Linked DNA regions of Homo sapiens: region 1 is linked to region 2. Evidence: chromatin loops called from intact Hi-C (ENCODE). Cell type or tissue: OCI-LY7. All regions are shown on one strand. Each heading gives the region's core, and the rest is flanking DNA. Links, peaks and the distances in the headings are about the cores only.

Region 1 (8,318 bases), core at 106-8,105, 170 kb before region 2:
GTCCTTCCATGCTGGCCCTTCCAGCACTCCTGCAGAGCACACTTTAGGAAACTCCATTACCTGTTAAGTTTGTGATACCAGAGTTGGGTCTGTCCTTGAAGCTGTGACACGAAGACCCACGGCGACACCTTACCCAACCAGGATGGGGCTGGAGAAGGCCACGCCAGGATGCTTCTGCCACAGCCTGGCCCCCGTACACGGCCCCATAGCCTCGTATGTTTCCTTTTTCTTTTCCTTTCTTTCTCTTCCTTTCTCTTTCTTTTTTCTTTCTTTCAGGCGGCGGGGCAGGGTCTTGCTCTGTTGCCCAGGCTGGAGTGCAGTGGCGCAATCATGGCTCACTGCAGCCTTGAACTCCTGGGCTCAAGTGATCCTCCCCCTCAGCCTCCCCAGTAGCTGGAACTACAGGCGTGTGCCACCATACCCAGCTAATTGTTTTGTTTTGATTTTTAGTGGAGATAGAGTCTTGCTATGTTGCCCAGGCTGGTCTCAAACTCCTGGGCTCAAGCGATCCTCCCGCCTCAGCCTCCCAAAGCGCTGGGAATAACGGGTGTGAGCCCCTCTGCCCAGCCTGCCCCATGTGTTTCTGCAGGGCTGGGCCCCAGGAGCCACCGCCTGCAGGGTAACATCTGCTTACCGGTGTTTGGGGTGGCCATTTCCGCATCCATCAGACACTTTCCTCAGCAGACCAGGCTGCCCACTCTCATGCTCTTGGAGCTTCAAGCAAGGGGATGGTGAGGCATGGGACTGGGACACGCCCAAATAGGGAAGTGCCCGCTCCAAGGGCGGCTTCTGGAGACATCCCGCTCCAGAGCAGGCCCAGCGGGGGCTCAGCTGACATCCCTCAGCCGCTTCAGAAAGATGTTCAGGAAACACCGTTGCCTGTTTGCTCAGAGTGGCAGGTGGTGAGGCCGAGTCTGGTCCTCCCTCACAGGCAGGGACAGGAGCCAAGCTCCATGCAAAGCCCATTCTCTGGGGTTATTCCTGCCTCGATTTGTGTTAAGCCAGCCTGTCCCCCATCCCACAGTACCCATGGGTGGGTGGGCCGCAGACGGGCTGTGAAAGGGGTTGAGACGTGGTCTCACTCATTTTACCCAGGCTGGAGTGCAGTGGCACAATCTTGGCTCACTGCAGTCTCAACCTCCCTGGGCTCAGATGATTCTCCCACCTCAGCCTCCCCAGTAGCTGGGACTATAGGCACGAGCCACCAAGCCCGGGTAATTTTTGTATTTTTGTAGAGACAGGGTCTCGTAATGTTGCCCAGGCTGGTCTCGAACTCCTTGGCTCAAGCGATCCGCCCACCTCAGCCTCCCAAAGTGCTGGGATTATAGGTGTGAGCTACAGGTTGGCAGGTTCTACATGGGTTTCGGCTCCTGTGTGGGCCTTGCCCTCCTGGGCCCCACCAGGGCTCTGCAGCATCTGAGGCAAAAAGTCTTGGGCCGGACGAGGTGGCTCACGCCTATAATCCCAGCACTTTGGGAGGCTGAGGCAGGAGGATCACTTGAGGTCAGGAGTTCAAGACCAGCCTGGCCAACATGGCAAAACCCCGTCTCTACTAAAAATACAAAAATTAGCCAGGCGTGATGGTGGGCGCCTGTAATCCTAGCTACTCAGGAGGCTGAGGCAGGAGAATCACTTGAGCCCGGGAGGCGGAGGTTACAGTGAGCCAAGATCACACCATTGCAGTCCAGCCTGGACGACAGAGTGAGACTCTATCTGGGAAAAAAAAAGTCTGCGTCGATGATCTGCTGGGTGTGGAGTGGGTCCTTCAATGCCAGTGACTTGTGTCCTGCCCTTGACAGGGGTGGGGCAGATTTTCCCTTTAAGGAAACTGCAGCCTCCACCGGAAGTGCAGTCTTTCTCGAGGCTTGTGGGCTTGCTGGCCTGGGGCTCGGTACTGAGGCCACTGCCCAGCCCAAGGGGCAGCCTGGCTTCTCAGGATTGGCAGAACCAAGGCACTGCCCTAGACGCTTTCCATGGAGTGGTGCCAGTTGCTTGGCACACCTGATTCCTAGCAGCCTCTAGGGTGAAGTGCCAGAGTTAAAAATATTAACAAGGCCTGGCACGGTGGCTCATGCCTGTAATCCAGCACTTTAGGAGGCTGAGGCCAGCGGATCACTTGAGGCCAGGAGTTCGAAACCAGCCTGGCCAGTGTGATGAAACTCAGTCTCTATTAAAAATGCAAAAAGAAAGGCTGGGTGTGGTGGCTCACACCTGTAACCCCAGCACTTTGGGAGGCTGAGGCAGGCGGATCATCTGAGGTCGGGAGTTCGAGACCAGCTTGGCTAACATGGAGAAACCCCATCTCTACTAAAAATACAAAAATAAGCCAGGTGTGGTGGCGCATGCCTGTAATCCCAGCTACTTGGGAGGCTGAGGCAAGATAATTGCTTGAACCTGGGAGGCGGAGGTTGCGGTGAGCTGAGATCGTGCCACTGCACTCCAGCCTGGGCAACAAGAGCGAAACTCTATCTCAAAAACCAACGACAACAACAAAAATTAGCAGGGCATGGTGGTGGTGCATGCCTGTAGTCCCAGCTTGGCAGAAGAATTGCTTGAACCTGGGAAGTGGAGGTTGCAGCGAGCTGAGATCACGCCACTGCACTCCAGCCTGGGAGACAGAGAGAGACTGTTTCAAAAAAACAAAACAAAACAAAACAAAACAAACAGAAATTCTTTCCTAGAAGAGGGCCTCTACCTCAGTGGCCGACAAAAAACAGAATGGGCCAGGCATGGTGGCTCGCACCTGTAATCCCAGCACTTTGGGAGGCCAAGGCAGGAGGGTCGCTTGAGGCCAGAAGTTCAAGACCAGACTGGGCAACATAGCAAGATCCCATCTCTACAAAAAAAACATTAGCTGGGCATGGTAGTGTGCGCCCGTAGTCTCCCAAGTGTAGCTACTTGGGAGACTGAGGTGGGAGGATTGCTTGCGCCCAGAAGCTGGAGCCTGCAGAGAGCTATGATTGCACCACTGCACTCCAGCTCTGGCCTGGGCAATAGAGCCCAACCCTGTCTCTAAAATAAATCTATAAACATAAGCTGGGCAAGCTGGCTCACACCTGTAATCCCAGCACTTTGGGAGGCCGAGGTGGGCAGATCACGAGGTCATGAGTTGGAGACCAGCCTGGCCAACATGGTGAAACCCCCGTCTCTACTAAAAATACAAAAATTAGCCAAGCATGGTGGTGCGTGCCTGTAATCCCAGCTACTTGGGAGGCTGAGGCACAAGATCGCTTGAACCTGGGAGGAGGAGGTTGCAGTGAGCCAAGATCATGCCACCGCATTCCAGCTTGGGTGACAGAGCGACTCTGTCTCAAAAAAAAAAAAAAGGCTGTCTGGTGCTTCCTTAGCAGTGCCACCAGCCCGCAGGAGGGACCCACCTGTTCCTGCTGCCCCACAGGGACTTGGGGCTGGAGAATGTCCTGAGGTGACCAGTGCTCTGGTAGCTCCTCTCCTCAAGGGACTGGGGGGAACGCCAAGCTGACCCTGTCCAGGTGGGCTCTGTTGTCGCTCAGCCACCCTCTGGGGCTGCCCCTTCTTTTGTTTCTGGAAAGAGAGGGCCCTGTCTGGGAGGGGAAGCGCCAGGCAGAGGCACCCTGCGCTCTCGGGGCGGAGCCCCATGGCGGCGTGTCTGGACATGAGTACCCTGCCTCCATTCTAGAGATGTCCACGCCCCCTTGCCGGGGCAGCCTGGGAGGACACTGGCCAGTGACCAGCGACAGGAGGCCAGAGGGCGCTCCAGGAGTTTTTCAGGCCACGATGTGGGTCCCCCAGTCAGCAGATGCCACGGGAGGGCCAGGGGCTGCAATTTATCCCCTCTGCCCACAGCATCCCCCAAGAACAGAAAGACTTTGAATAGCATCACTGGTTTATTCCGTTTCATCCAGGGCAGCTGTTTTAAAAACCCGCACACAGGACAGTGGCTGTCTCTGCCGCACGTGATCTACATAACGCCATGCATAGATCATCAGCACGAGGCAGGTAAGGGCTGCAGCTGAGTCAGGATCCACTCAGGCTTACGTGGTCTGGTCCTCAGCAGACCCTTCCTAGAAGACACGAAAACACATTCCGCCTTCCAAGTTTCTAAACCAGAAACACCTGCGTTTTGAAACAGGTGGTCAGGTACTAAACGGAGAGGGTGTACCACGTGGGAGGGGCCTTGGCATGTCTAGGCACCAGGAAGACTGTGCTCCAAATTAGGATGGGCCCTGGCTGGCTCCCGGGCAAACTGAGGCAGAGGCCCCTGTTCTTTTTTTTTTTTTTTTGAGACAGAGTCTTGCTCTGTTACCCAGGCTGGAGTGCAGTGGCGTGATCTCGGCTCACTGCAACCTCCGCCTCCCGGGTTCACGCCATTCTCCTGCCTCTGCCTCCCGAGCAGCTGGGATTACAGGCGTGTGTCACTACGCCCGGCTAATTTTTGTATTTTTAGTAGAGACAGGGTTTCACCATGTGGGCCAGGCTGGTCTCGAACTCCTGATCTCAGGCGATCCGCCCACCTCTGCCTCCCAAAGTGCTGGGATTACAGATGTGAGCCACCACACCTGGTCTGGAGCCCTCTGTTCTTAAATACTCTTCAAAATCAGGCTAAACCTCCAGAAACCGAATTTCTAGGCTGCAATGGCATTCCTCATCGCCCATGCTGCCCTTCAAGGCGTTTCTGCAGCTCCAACAACAGCTCACCCTCCGTCTCCCCACAGGCTCTGGGGTGACCCTGAGGTTTCCTCTCCCGGCCACCATGGCCCTACCAATGGTCACTGCTATTCCCACAGCAATGGTTTGCCTCATGCCTCGAAACTAGAAAGGCTGGAGCTGGGAGAACGAGAACCCTAGGAGAAAGAGAACAAGAAATTCCAAGACTGTCATCCTCCTAATCAGAGGGCTAGACTTGGATGTGGCTCCGTCCCCACCCATGTGCCACCATCACTGGGCACTTAATACCTGCCTGGATGCTGCCAGGCCAAGAGCTCTGCCTGGGGACCAGGTACAGTAACTGGCCCCCAGATGGCACTGGAGATGCGTTCCACAGTCTGGGGAGTGTGGTACTGCGTGGGCAGGGGCACAGATGGTCCAGGAAGGTAGGTGGCAGGAGAAGGCCCAGCAGGGCCCCTCCCAAAAGACTCAGGCCAGAGTAAGGGCCTGCTGCCTCTCCCAGCCGTGGGGAGCCGTTTGTTTAGGAGAGCCAGCCTGTCTTCTTGACCCAAAGCCACTCCTTGGAGGAACGCTGACATGCTGACATTCTTTTTTCTTTATTTTCTTTTTTTTTTTTTTAGAGACAGGGTCTCACTCTGTCACCCAGGCTGGAGTGCAGTGGTACAATCATATTTTAGCTATTTTTCTTTTTTTTGAGGAGTCACCCTCTGTCGCCCAGGCTGGAGTGCAGTGGCACCATCTTGGCTCACTGCTACCTCTGCCTTCTGGGTTCAAGTGATTCTCCTGCCTCAGCCTCCCAAGTAGCTGGGACTACAGGCGAGCGCCACCACACCCAGCTAATTTTTTGTATTTTTAGTAGACACAGAGTTTCACCATGTTGGCCAGGCTGGTCTCGAACTCCTGACCTCAAGTGATCCACCTGCTTTGGCCTCCCAAAGTGCTGGGATTATAGGCGTGAGCCACTGCGCCCGGCCACTAGCACAGTTATAGTTCACTGCAGCCTCTACTTCCCAGGCTCAAGCAATCCTCCCACCTCAGCCTCCCAAGTAGCTGGAACTACAGGCATGCACCACCACGCCCAGCTAATTTATTTTTATTTATTATTTTTTGAGACAGAGTTTTGCTCTGTTGTCCAGGCTGGAGTGCAGTGGCACGATCTCAGCTCACTGCAACCTCTGCCTCCTGCGTTCAAGCGATTCTCTTGCCTCAGCCTCCTGAGTAGCTGGGATTACAGGTACCCGCCACCATACCCGGCTAATTTTTTGTATTTTTGCTAGAGATGGTTTCACCATGTTGTTGCCGAGGCTGGTCTTAAAGTCCTGATCTCAAGTGATCTGCCTGCCTCGGCCTCCCAGAGTGCTAAGATTACGGGCGCGAGCCATTGCACCCGGCCTGGCTAATTTAAAATAATTTTTTTAGACATGGGGTCTCGCTATGTTGCCCAGGCTGGTCTTGCACCCCTGGGCCCAAGTGATCCTCCCACCTCAGCCTCCCAAAGTGCTGGGATGACAGGCGTGCCCCACCTCGCCTGGCCGATGTTGATATTCTTTAGCAAAGCGAACACATATTAAACCGTAAGAGGCGTTTCTACAGGCTGCAGGAAAGTACATACATGCTGGAGGGCAAAGGTCGCAGACAAATGTCTGCAGGGGACACAAAGGACGAACCCCTCAGAAGACACGGGGCTCTTCTCCGGCCCCCGGGGATGCCACAACTTTCTCGTGGGGACCCTTGGTGTGACTCCCCTAGGGCCCCTCAGCACGGAAAACTGCATGTCAGGGTCTCTGTTCTCTGCTGCAGCCACATTTCCAGAGACCCCAGCCAGGCCACCCAGAATTCCACGGCACGGCCAACCCGGACCCCGGAGAGAGCTTAAGCTTTTACGAGAGATGTGATCAGAGCATGAAGAAGCCCAGTGATTTTTTTTTTTTTTTAGACAAAGTTTCGCTCTTGTTGCCCAGGCTGTAGTGCAATGGCGTGATCTCAGCTCACTGCAACCTCTGCCTCCTGGGTTCAAGTGATTCTCTTGCCTCAGCCTCCTGAGTAGCTGGGACTACAGGTGCCCGCCATCACGCCCGGCTAATTTTTTTTTTTTTTTTGAGATGGAGTCTGGCTCTGTCGCCCAGGCTGGAGTGCAGTGGCGCCATCTCAGCTCACTGCAAGCTCTGCCTCCCGGGTTCACGCCATTGCCATTCTCCCGCCTCAGCCTCCCAAGTAGCTGGGGCTACAGGCGCCCGCCACCACGCCCAGCTAATTTTCTGTATTTTTTTAGTAGAGACAGGGTTTCACCATGTTGGCCAGGCTGGTCTCGAACTCCTGACCTCAAGTGATCCGCCCACCTAGGCCTCCCAAAGTGCTGGGATTACAGGCGTGAGTCACTGCGCCCGGCCCCAGTGACTATTTATGAGAACAAAAGACAAGGCATGGCTGACTCTCCAGGTTACAGCTGGAGAAGAGGGGAAAGGTGTTTGGTTGTACAAGCAGCTCAGGGCAGCTGGTGCTGCGGCGTGCATGTGCGGCCCGAGAGCGTGGCTTCGGGTCTACCAGATGCCTTCAAGGAAAAGGCCAGAACCTGCACTGCACGGCACAGTCACTGTGTGTGGTGGGACCCAGTGTCGGCTGAGAGGCCTGGAGGGGTCTTGCCTCCCTTGTAGTCACTTGGTGTCATAACAAGGAGGGCACTCATTTGGCCTGGGCCGGCCCCTGGCCCCACTATCCACAGGCCAGGCCCGGCCAATGACCTTGCCTAGGCAGGAAGTCCCCCAGGCTGTCCCCTCGCTGCCTAGGGCCATGGGCAAGCTGCACAGGCTCCGGGGCCTGAGCCAGAGCCCCCGCCTCCTGCTGCCACAGCCCAAGGGAGTGGCTGAGTCAGCCTTAGAGGCCATTCTGTGGCCGAGAGCTGGAGGCCAGTGGCTGCGGGGGGTGGGGGAGGGGTCCTTTCCCCACCCCGGTGGCCCCTCTGAGTCCGTGTGGCCAGGGCTCTGGCTGGGAAAAGAGAATTTGAGCCTAGCGTACTTTGCAGCAGCCCTCAAATAACTCAGCCTCCTCAAGGGGGCATCTGATAGATGCCCGTGAACATGTCTTCTCCGGCCTGGCCAGGCTGCCCACCATTGGAAACATCCCCCAGGGCCTGACCCCACTGCCGAGGGCTGCAGCACCCCCCACACCTGCTGGGCTGACGTGTGTCCTGGCTCCTGTCTTCCCCTGAAGCCAGGCCACCCAGCTCCCTCCAGGGCCAGGCAGGGAAGCACCAAGCCCTGGCGTGCACCTGCACCCACTCAAACGCCGAAGCCTTCGTGTCATCACTGTCACACGGGCCACTCAGCACCCATGAAGTCCACCACGGGTCTCTGGGGCAATCCTTCTCTGAACGCAAAACCCTGCCCTGGCTCTCCCAGGTCTGCCAGCCACGCATGCCGGGTCTGAGACTCCCCCGGACCGCTGGGTGCTGCTTGGAGCCCCTCCTGGCCCAGGACTGATGGGCAGGTCCCGCTGGAGCCTCTTCACCGTGTCCCCGACCCAGGAAACCCCGAGGCCAAGGAACCAGCCTGGCTTTGCCCCCAACGCTCTTAGCAACACAGTCCCTCATTGAACCAAACGGTTCTATCTCAGGAGAAGTCATCCAGTCCTTATGGTATTAAGACAAGAGGAAAACTTTGGTCTTGAACTAC
Region 2 (8,318 bases), core at 112-8,111:
GGGTGGCTGCAACCGTGGTTTATTTCAAATGTGCAAAGCTAAATATGCAACTACAAATCTAACTCAGGAAGGCCTGCCAGTGGCCCTGAGAGGTGGCCGTGCTAGGGTGGTCCACAGCCAGTTCTGATTGGCTAGGAGACGTTCAGACCCCTCATACCAATCCATGAGTCTGAAGAGACTGGGGCTCGGGGGCTCATTAGAGACTCTTCCTTATCTAGAAACCAGAATATCTTGCTAAAGAAGAAAGCAGAAATCACATGGGTCTGGGGGCAGGGAGGGGGTAATAGAAACTGTTCCGCTGGCTGGGGCTCTCTCTCTTGGGGTGCAGTGGGGGAGGGGGCAGACTCTGTCAAGCCTCATATACTCTGCAGGGTGGGGCTGGTGGCAAAGGCAGGCTGGGGGTGCTGGACTCAAAGCCTGCTGTCCTGGAAGGAAGCGTCTTCCACCTCTTACGGGGCATGGGGGGATCCTAGGAGAGCCCAAGAGGATCGCAGTGCAGACAGGCCCAAGCTGGATTAACCGCAGCTGGAATCGGTGGTCACCCAATTAGCCTCGCAGCTGAGGGACCTCTGCCACCAGGGCTAGAGGTCAGGCTGCGGGCAGAGCCCTAACCTGAGGTGGGGGCTGAGAGGGTCTCTGCGGCTTAGCCTGGCCGGGCATTGGGGGCTCGCTCTCTGGACCTAGCGGGCCTGATGTGACCGAGACATTCTTTCAAGGGGACCCGAGGTGACCTGGGGCCTCTGGCAGCTGCTGGACAGCGGATAAGGGCAGTTTCCATGGGGGATTCTTCAGGGGAGTCTAAGTGATTAGATGCACTGAGCAGTCGGGGTGGAGGCGCAGCCGTCACTGTCACGGGGGAGGCCCCGGGGTATCACTGCCACAAGTCACCAGCCGCAGCCCCGTTGTCATTCTCGTGGAACTTGTGCAGGTGGTCAGCGAACCTGGGGGACACGGGAAGCTTTGCTGAGGCCGAGTGTGTGTGTTGGGGAAGGGGGGTGTGTACCATGTGATGGGGTGGGGCTAGGGGGTAGTGGATACCGGGAGTAGGGGTAGGGGGAGGGCCAGAATGGGGGGCTGTGATGGAGGGCTAAGGAGTGGGGGACATGAGGCAGGAACTCGGGGGTGTTGCGGGGGTGCTGGGAGCTCGCTGTGGGGCTGAGGGGGGGCCCAAGTGGGGGTCCTCACTTCTTGGCGCAGAAGGTGGCACAGTCCCTCTCCATGCTCTCGCTCCATGCCAGCTTGTAGAGCACCTGGCCAGGTGGAGACACGGTGAGCTGCCCGTTCGCCTCAAGGCCACCCCTGCAGCCCACCCATGGCCCCTGGGCCTGGCCTGGAACATAAAGGTTCTCGAGCCCCAGACTCCGGGGCGGGTGGGTCTTAGACATGTTCCTGCACCCACTGCTTCTGCAGATGATCAGATGGGCCCAGACACGGAGGCACCTCCTCTAATACTGTGGGCCAACCCTTGGAAGGGCCAGGAGCCGCTGGACCCTGGGGTCAGAACTTGAGCCCAGGTTAGCTCTGTAGGGGCCATCTTGACTGTGCGGGGGACAGGAGTCCCCAAGGCTGGATCCTTCCAGAGACACAGCCTTCCACCCCTCTTCTCCCCCAACTTGGCAGACATGGAGGCCCTTATCCGCTAACTAGAACGCCACCTCCACAGCTGGGGAGGTTAGTTCAAGACGCCCCTTCTCTGTGCAGTCTTCGTGACTGTCCCTTGGTGGAGTTCATTAGACCTGCTCCCTTCCCACTCCATCCCTTCTTCCTATGAAGCCCGTTCAGGACCAGTCCCAGATGTGATCAGCCAGGCCTCTTTCACGGAGCGGCCCGGCTGGTGCCCTGGCCAGAGGTCCCAATGGGGTGGGTCCTTCTCGTCCCTGGGGTGGGCCAAGGCTCTCGAAGGGGAGAGGCATGGCCGCAAGCTAGAGATGCAGCTTGGGGTAGGCCCAGGGGCCAGGCCACCGTAACAGGCCCCTGCTGCCCTGGAGGTCAGGGCTGGGGATGGTGAATGTGCCTCTGGCCCGCCCGTGTGCACACTCACCAGGAAGACCAGGCAGTGCAGGAACAGTGTGTAGAAGAAGCCGATGGTGCGCGCCATCTTGTTGGAGAGAACCAGACGCCCCTGGGAGCAAGGAGGGGGTGAGTGGGGATGGGGCCGGCCTCACCCACCCCTGCAGGGCTGCCTGGGCTTCACAGAAAGGGCCCTAGGGTGGCAAGGGGAGGGAAGGGACAGGAAGCTGGGGCCCCTATTCCATCATTATGGGCCAGGGACATGGGCTGCTGGAATTCTTTTTTTTTTGAGACAGAGTCTCCCTCTGTCGCCCAGGCTGGAGTGCAGTGGTGTGATCTTGGCTCACTGCAACCTCCACCTCCTGGGTTCAAGTGATTCTCCTGCCTCAGCCTCCTGAGTAGCTGGGATTACAGGTGTGCGTCACCACGCCCAGCTAATTTTTGTATTTTTACTAGAGATAGGGTTTCACTATGTTGGCCAGGCTGGTCTCGAACTCCAGACCTCAGGTGATCCGCCCAACTTGGCCTCCCAAAGTGCTGAGATTACAGGCGTGAGCTGCTGTGCCCGGCCACCGGAATTCTTTAAAAACGTTTTTTTAGACAAGGTTGCCCAGGCTGGAATGTAGTGGTCACAGCTCACTGTAGCATTGACTTCCTAGGCTCAAGTGATCCTCCTCCGTCAGCCTCCTGAGTAGCTGGGACTACAGGTGCACACCACTGCGCCTGGCTAATTTTATTTTTTGTAGAGACAGGATCTTACTGTGTTGCCCAGGCTGGTCTCGAACTCCTGGGCTCAAGCAATCCTCCCACCTCCCAAAGTGCTGGGATGACAGGTGTGAGCCACCATGTCTGACTCTAGGCTGCAGGAATTCTGAGGAATGCCCCCTCTACAGCCCAGTTCAGAACCATGCTGTGAACCATGCTCTCAGAGGATCTGCCCGGGAAGGGGAGAGACCCTGTCCCAGATCACACAGCCACTCTTGGCAGGGCTGGCGGCTCCTCCAGCCTGGGCTGCAGGGCAGGTGAAGAGGTGCCTGGAGACAGAGGCTCAGGCCTGTCCAGGGAGGGGGTGGGTAGGGGCAGGGACTCACCATGCTGAGGGTGGCCTTGTCCCAGGGACTCAAGCTCAGGTACTTCCTCTGCCGCTCCTGCACAGGGAGGGACAGTCAGGAAAGGACCCCAAAGGACCTCACAGGCCCTGGCTTGTGGCAGAGAGCAGGGCCTGGCCAGCCACAGGACACCCTGCCCGCTGTTCTTGCAGACCCCCAGGGGGCTGCCAGGGTGCTGCCAGGGGCTTCCCTGGGTGCACAGTCTACTCAGTGTGACATTCTGGACTCCCCTGACATCTGTGAGAGCCCCTCCCCGCCTCTGCAGCCGTCCATTCTGCCCATGGGAAAGTACTCCACGGGCAGAACTTCTGCAGTCTGGGTGGGGGAGGGGAGTTGTGGGGTGGGGTCCCCACAATGGATCGCCCGATTCTGGGAGCTGTAACTGGTTTTTCCTTGTCTGCCTGTCCCGCAAATGCACTCCAGGTTAACCCGGTCACTGCCACACACCCTCGGGTAGTCCTCGGCAGGTGTTCCTGAATGGGCCCTGGGCCTACATTGCACTGAAGCGGTGGGGAGGCTGTCTTGGGGGGGCTCCTGGCCTGAGGGGCCAGGGTGTGCAGGGCTGGCGTGGCAAGGCTGGCCGAGAGCACCCAGACAAGGGCAGGTGGAGGGGAGCCAGGGAAGGCCGAGTGCTCAGGGATAGGGGCCAAGTGATGGGGGGACCCCTGGGCTTCCCTGGGCTGATGCCCCTCCCCTCCCCTGCCCAGGCTGGGCTCACGAACCCGCTTGCTGAAGGAGGAGAAGGGGTCCAGGCGCTCCTCGTACTGGGACGAGTACCGCAGCTCCGTGTCATCACTGCCGCTGCCCTGCACAGACAGGGAGGGGAAGAGAACCAGTCAGTGCCTTGGGGCCCAGCGGGAAGGGCAGGAGCCCAGGGGAGCCTCAGTTTCCTCATCTGCAAAAAAGGGAAGTGGGGGAGGGAGCCCTAGATCTCAGAGGCGGGAGGAGAGGGTGCTGGGGTGACAATGTGAATGTGGCTGGTGCCTCCTGCCACAGGGGCATGGAGTTACCCATGGGGTCAGGGCCACAGTGCCTCCGGGCACAGATGGGGAACTGAGGCCCAGGCAGGGCCGGGCGCAGCTGCAGGAAGGTGGGTTTGCTGGGAGTGTGGGGTGGTCATGCGAGCAGGCAGGCAGCTGGGAGAGGAGACGCCCCCCAGCTGGCCACCCAGAGCCAGGCTGGTTTGCAGAGTCTGAGTGCCCTCTGGTGGCCAAGGAGCGGCTCTGATGGGTGGGGACAGGGCTGGGGGCTGCTGGGCCCCAAAGGAAGAGGGAGAGGTGAATCCCTGCCCCACTATGCCCCACGCTCTTCTCTCACTCATAGAAAGGGTTTCCTGGCACGGGGTGGCCCCTGGGAGGCCTGGGGGCTGAGAGAAGCCACGCACAGGCCTCCCTAGCCCAGAAAAACTCGGCAAGTGAGTTTCTGATCCACTCTCTTGGTTGCTTTTTGGAGTGTGGACCAAATTCTGTTTACATTTTTTATTATTGCTTATTTATTTATTTGAGACAGAGTTTCGCTCTGTCGCCCAGGCTGGAGTGCAATGGTGTGACCTCGGCTCACTGCAACCTCCACCTCTCAGGTTCAAGCGATTCTCCTGCCTTAGCCGCCTGAGTAGCTGGGATTACAGGTGCATGACACCACGCCCAGCCAATTTTTATATTTTTAGTAGAGACGGGGTTTCACTATGTTGGCCAGGCTGGTCTGGAACTCCTGACCTCAAATGATCCGCCCGCCTCAGCCTCCCAAACCGCTGGGATTACAGGCCTGAGCCACCATGCCCAGCCTATTTATTTTTATTTTTTGGAGGCAGGGTCTTGCTCTGTCACCTGGGCTGGAGTGTAGTGGCTGGATCTCAGCTCACTGCAGCCTGTACCTCCTGGGCTCAAGTGATCCTCCCACCTCAGCCTCCTGAGTAGCTGGGACTACAGGCACGTGCCACGATGCCTGGCTAATTTTTGTATTTTCAGTAGAGATAGGGTTTCACTATGTCGGCCAGGCTGGTCTCAAACTCCACCCGCCTCGGCCTCTCACGGTGCTGGGATTACAGGCATGAGCCACTGTGCCTGGCCCTTCTGGCTAGTATTTTCTTTTCTATTTTATTTTATTTTATTTATTATTATTTTATTTTACTTTACTATTTTATTATTTTATTTTATTTATTTTATTTTATATTTTATTTTATTTTTTTATTTTATTTTATTTTATTTTATTTTAATTTTATTTTATTTATTTTTATTTTATTTTATTTTTGAGACGGAGTTTCGCTCTTGTTGCCCAGGCTGGAGTGCAGTGGTGTGATCTTGGCTCACTGAAACCTCCGCCTCCTGGGTTCCAGCGATTCTCCTGCCTCAGCCTCCTGAGTAGCTGGGACTACAGGTGTGCACCACCATGCCCGGATACTTTTTTTGTATTTTTAGTAGAGACGGGGTTTCACCATATTGGCCAGGCTGGTCTCGAACTTCTGAGCTCAGGCAATTCTCCTGCCTCGGCCTCCCACAGTGGTGGGATGACAGGCATGAGCCACCGTGCCTGGTCCTTCTGGCCAGTTTTTATGAATGAATCTGGACAGGGGCTCCACTCTGTGAGCTTCTCCCGGCTTAGGGAGGGCAGCTAGCAGGCAGGTGGGTGGGTGGGGAGATGTCGGAAGGCCTCAGGGGTCTCTGGGGCCCAGTGCTGCCCAGCAGGTCTTGGTCCCCGACCCTCCCATCTCCAGAGCCCTGATCGGCCTCTCTCCCTGCCTGGTCCACCTGGAGCTGAGGCCAGGGGAGGGCCCTCACCCGGCCAGGGTAGCTCTGCAGGAACTTGATCTTCTCAAAGAGCTTGATGTTGTCGGCGCGCAGGCTGTCCAGCTCACTCTGCAGGGCCTGGAGGGTGTGCTGGGCCAGGCGGTTCTCCTGGGGGGGGAGGGGCAAGGAAAGGGGTGGGGGAGAGGCCTCCGTGCTGGCACAGGTGCTGCTCCGTCTACCTGGAGCCCCTTCTGTGCCCACAGCCTTCTCCTTGACCTGCCTGACTCTGTAAAGCTGCCCCTTCCCCCACTGTGGCCCCACCACAGGCAGAAGTCAGGGATCTTGGGTCAGGTTTCTTCATATGTATCACGTTGGTGCAAATGTAATCGTGGTTTTTGCCCTTAAAAGTAATGGCAAACACCATGATTACATTTGCATCAACCTTAATATATGACAGAGCAAGACCCTGTCTATATATTTTATTTTATTTTTTATTTTTATTTTTATTATTTTTTTGATATGGAGTTTCGCTCTTGTTGCCCAGGCTGGAGTGCAACGACGCAATCAATCTCGGCTCACTGCAACCTCTGCCTCCCGGGTTCAAGCGATTCTCCTGCCTCAGCCTCCCAAGTAGCTGGGATTACAGGCATGTGCCACCATGCCTGGCTAGTTTTTTTGTATTTAGTAAAGACAGGGTTTTACCATTTTGTTCAGGCTGGTCTCGAACTCCTGATCTCAGGTGATCCACCCATCTCTGCCTCCCAAAGTGTTGGGATTATAGGCGTGAGCTGCTGCGCCTGGCCCCTGTCTATATATTTTAGAGACAGGGTCTTGCTCTATCACCCAGGCTAGAATAAAGTGGCATGACCAGAGCTCACTGCAGCCTCAGCCTCCCGACTCAAGCGATCCTCCCATCTCAGCCTCCCAGGTAGCTGGGACTATAGGCTCACACCACCATGCCCAGCTACTTTTTTATTTTTGCAGAGTCGGGGTCTCACTGCGTTGCCCAGGCTGGTCTCAAACTCCTGGGCTCAAGCAATCTTCCCACTTCGGCCTCCCAATGTGCTGGGATTACAGGCATGAGCCACGATGCCTGGTCAGATTTCTTCATACTTTTTTTTGTCATTGGTATTAGCCTTTTAAAAACTATTATTGAGATATAATACCCATAACATAAACATCAGCATTTCAAAGTGTACAGTTCGGTCATTTGTATTCACAATGTTATGCAACCATCCCCACTACCTAATTCCAGAACATTTAAAATCACCCCAATAAGAAACCCCAAACCTGCCAGCAGTCACTCCCCATTCCCTCCTCCCCTACTGCCTGGTAACCGGCAGTCTCTTTTTTGTCTCTATGGATTTGCCTATACCGAATGTTCGTATTCATGGAATCACACGCTGTGGTTTTAATATTTGCCAATCTAAAGGCAACGTGAAATGGAATCTCAGTTTTCAATTTATTCAAATGCTTGAATAAGTGTTTCTTTCACACTATTCAAAATTCAAGCAGTGGCCAGCGCGGTGGCTCACGCCTGTAATCCCAGCACTTTAGGAGGCTGAGGTGGGCAGATCACCTGAGGTCAGGAGTTCGAGACCAGCCTGGCCAATATGGAGAAATCCTGTCTCTACTAAAAATACAAAAATTAGCTGGGTGTGATGGCAGACGCCTGTAATCTCAGCTATCCGGGAGGCTGAGGCAGAAGAATCGCTTGAACCCAGGAGGTGGAGGTTGCAGTGAGCCAGGATTGTGCCACTGCACTCCAGCCTGGGCAAGAGAGCGGGACTCGGTCTCAAAAAACAAACACAACCAAAACTTGAGCAGTACAAAAAAGTATATGGCAGTATGACGCTTCCTCTAAAAACGTTAAACATAGAATTACCATAGGATCTAGTAATTCCACTTCTGGGTAGATACCCAAAAGAATTGAAGGCAGAGACTTGGAGAGATATTTATACACCCATGTTCACAGCAGAATTATCCGCCACAGCCAAAAGGTGGAAGCAATGTAAATGAATAGGTGAATGGATAAACAAAATGTGGTCTATATGCACAATAAAATATTATACAGCCTTAAAAAGGAAGGATTTTTTTTTTTTTTTGAGATGGAGTCTTGCTCTGTCACACAGGCTGGAGTGCAGTGGCACGATCTCATCAGCTCACTGCAACCTCTACCTCCCAGGTTCAAGCGATCCTCCTGCCTCAGCCTCCCAAGTAGCTGGGACTACAGGTGCCCGCCACCATGCCCGGCTAATTTTTGTATTTTTAGTAGAGACGGGGTTTCACCATGTTGGCCAGGCTGGTCTCAAACTCCCAACCTCAAGTGATCCACTTGCCTCAGCCTCCCAAAGTGTTGGGATTACAGGTGTGAGCCACCGCACCTGGCTCACCCTGCATTCTTGCAGTGCCACTGCCTGGCTTAAATCCTTCCTTGGTGCCCCTCCCTGCAGATTGAAGGCCACGCCTCCCA

The links. A loop is a pair of places that touch in the nucleus more often than their neighbours do. Peaks named below come from ENCODE experiments on the same cell type or tissue, not always from the same donor. Only the 100,000 strongest peaks of a DNase experiment are listed, where the experiment ranks them.
Region 1: it touches region 2 in a loop (7-fold over the local background); 21 of 110 quality-filtered maps call a loop at or near these places.

The regions. Positions count from the first base shown.
Region 1 is chr7:102,447,145-102,455,462 of GRCh38, reverse strand. ORAI2 (ORAI calcium release-activated calcium modulator 2) reads right to left here. Exons shown (of 4, transcript NM_001126340.3): 4 at 1-8,318. Among named protein-coding and RNA genes, the nearest start is that of ALKBH4, 14 kb to the left of the region's middle. RefSeq lists enhancers at 251-751, 4,881-4,940. In OCI-LY7, for the core only: CTCF peaks have their summits at 4,782, 4,984 (motif pointing right) and 7,670; DNase peaks (open chromatin) are centred at 4,042, 4,582 and 4,992; H3K4me3 peaks cover 294 bases; H3K27ac peaks cover 2,874 bases.
Region 2 is chr7:102,275,644-102,283,961 of GRCh38, reverse strand. It overlaps a transcript of CUX1 not described here. Among named protein-coding and RNA genes, the nearest start is that of SH2B2, 7.1 kb to the left of the region's middle. RefSeq lists enhancers at 3,513-4,132, 4,133-4,751. In OCI-LY7, for the core only: CTCF peaks have their summits at 4,137 and 4,341 (motif pointing left); DNase peaks (open chromatin) are centred at 4,311 and 4,751; H3K4me3 peaks cover 2,126 bases; H3K27ac peaks cover 2,699 bases.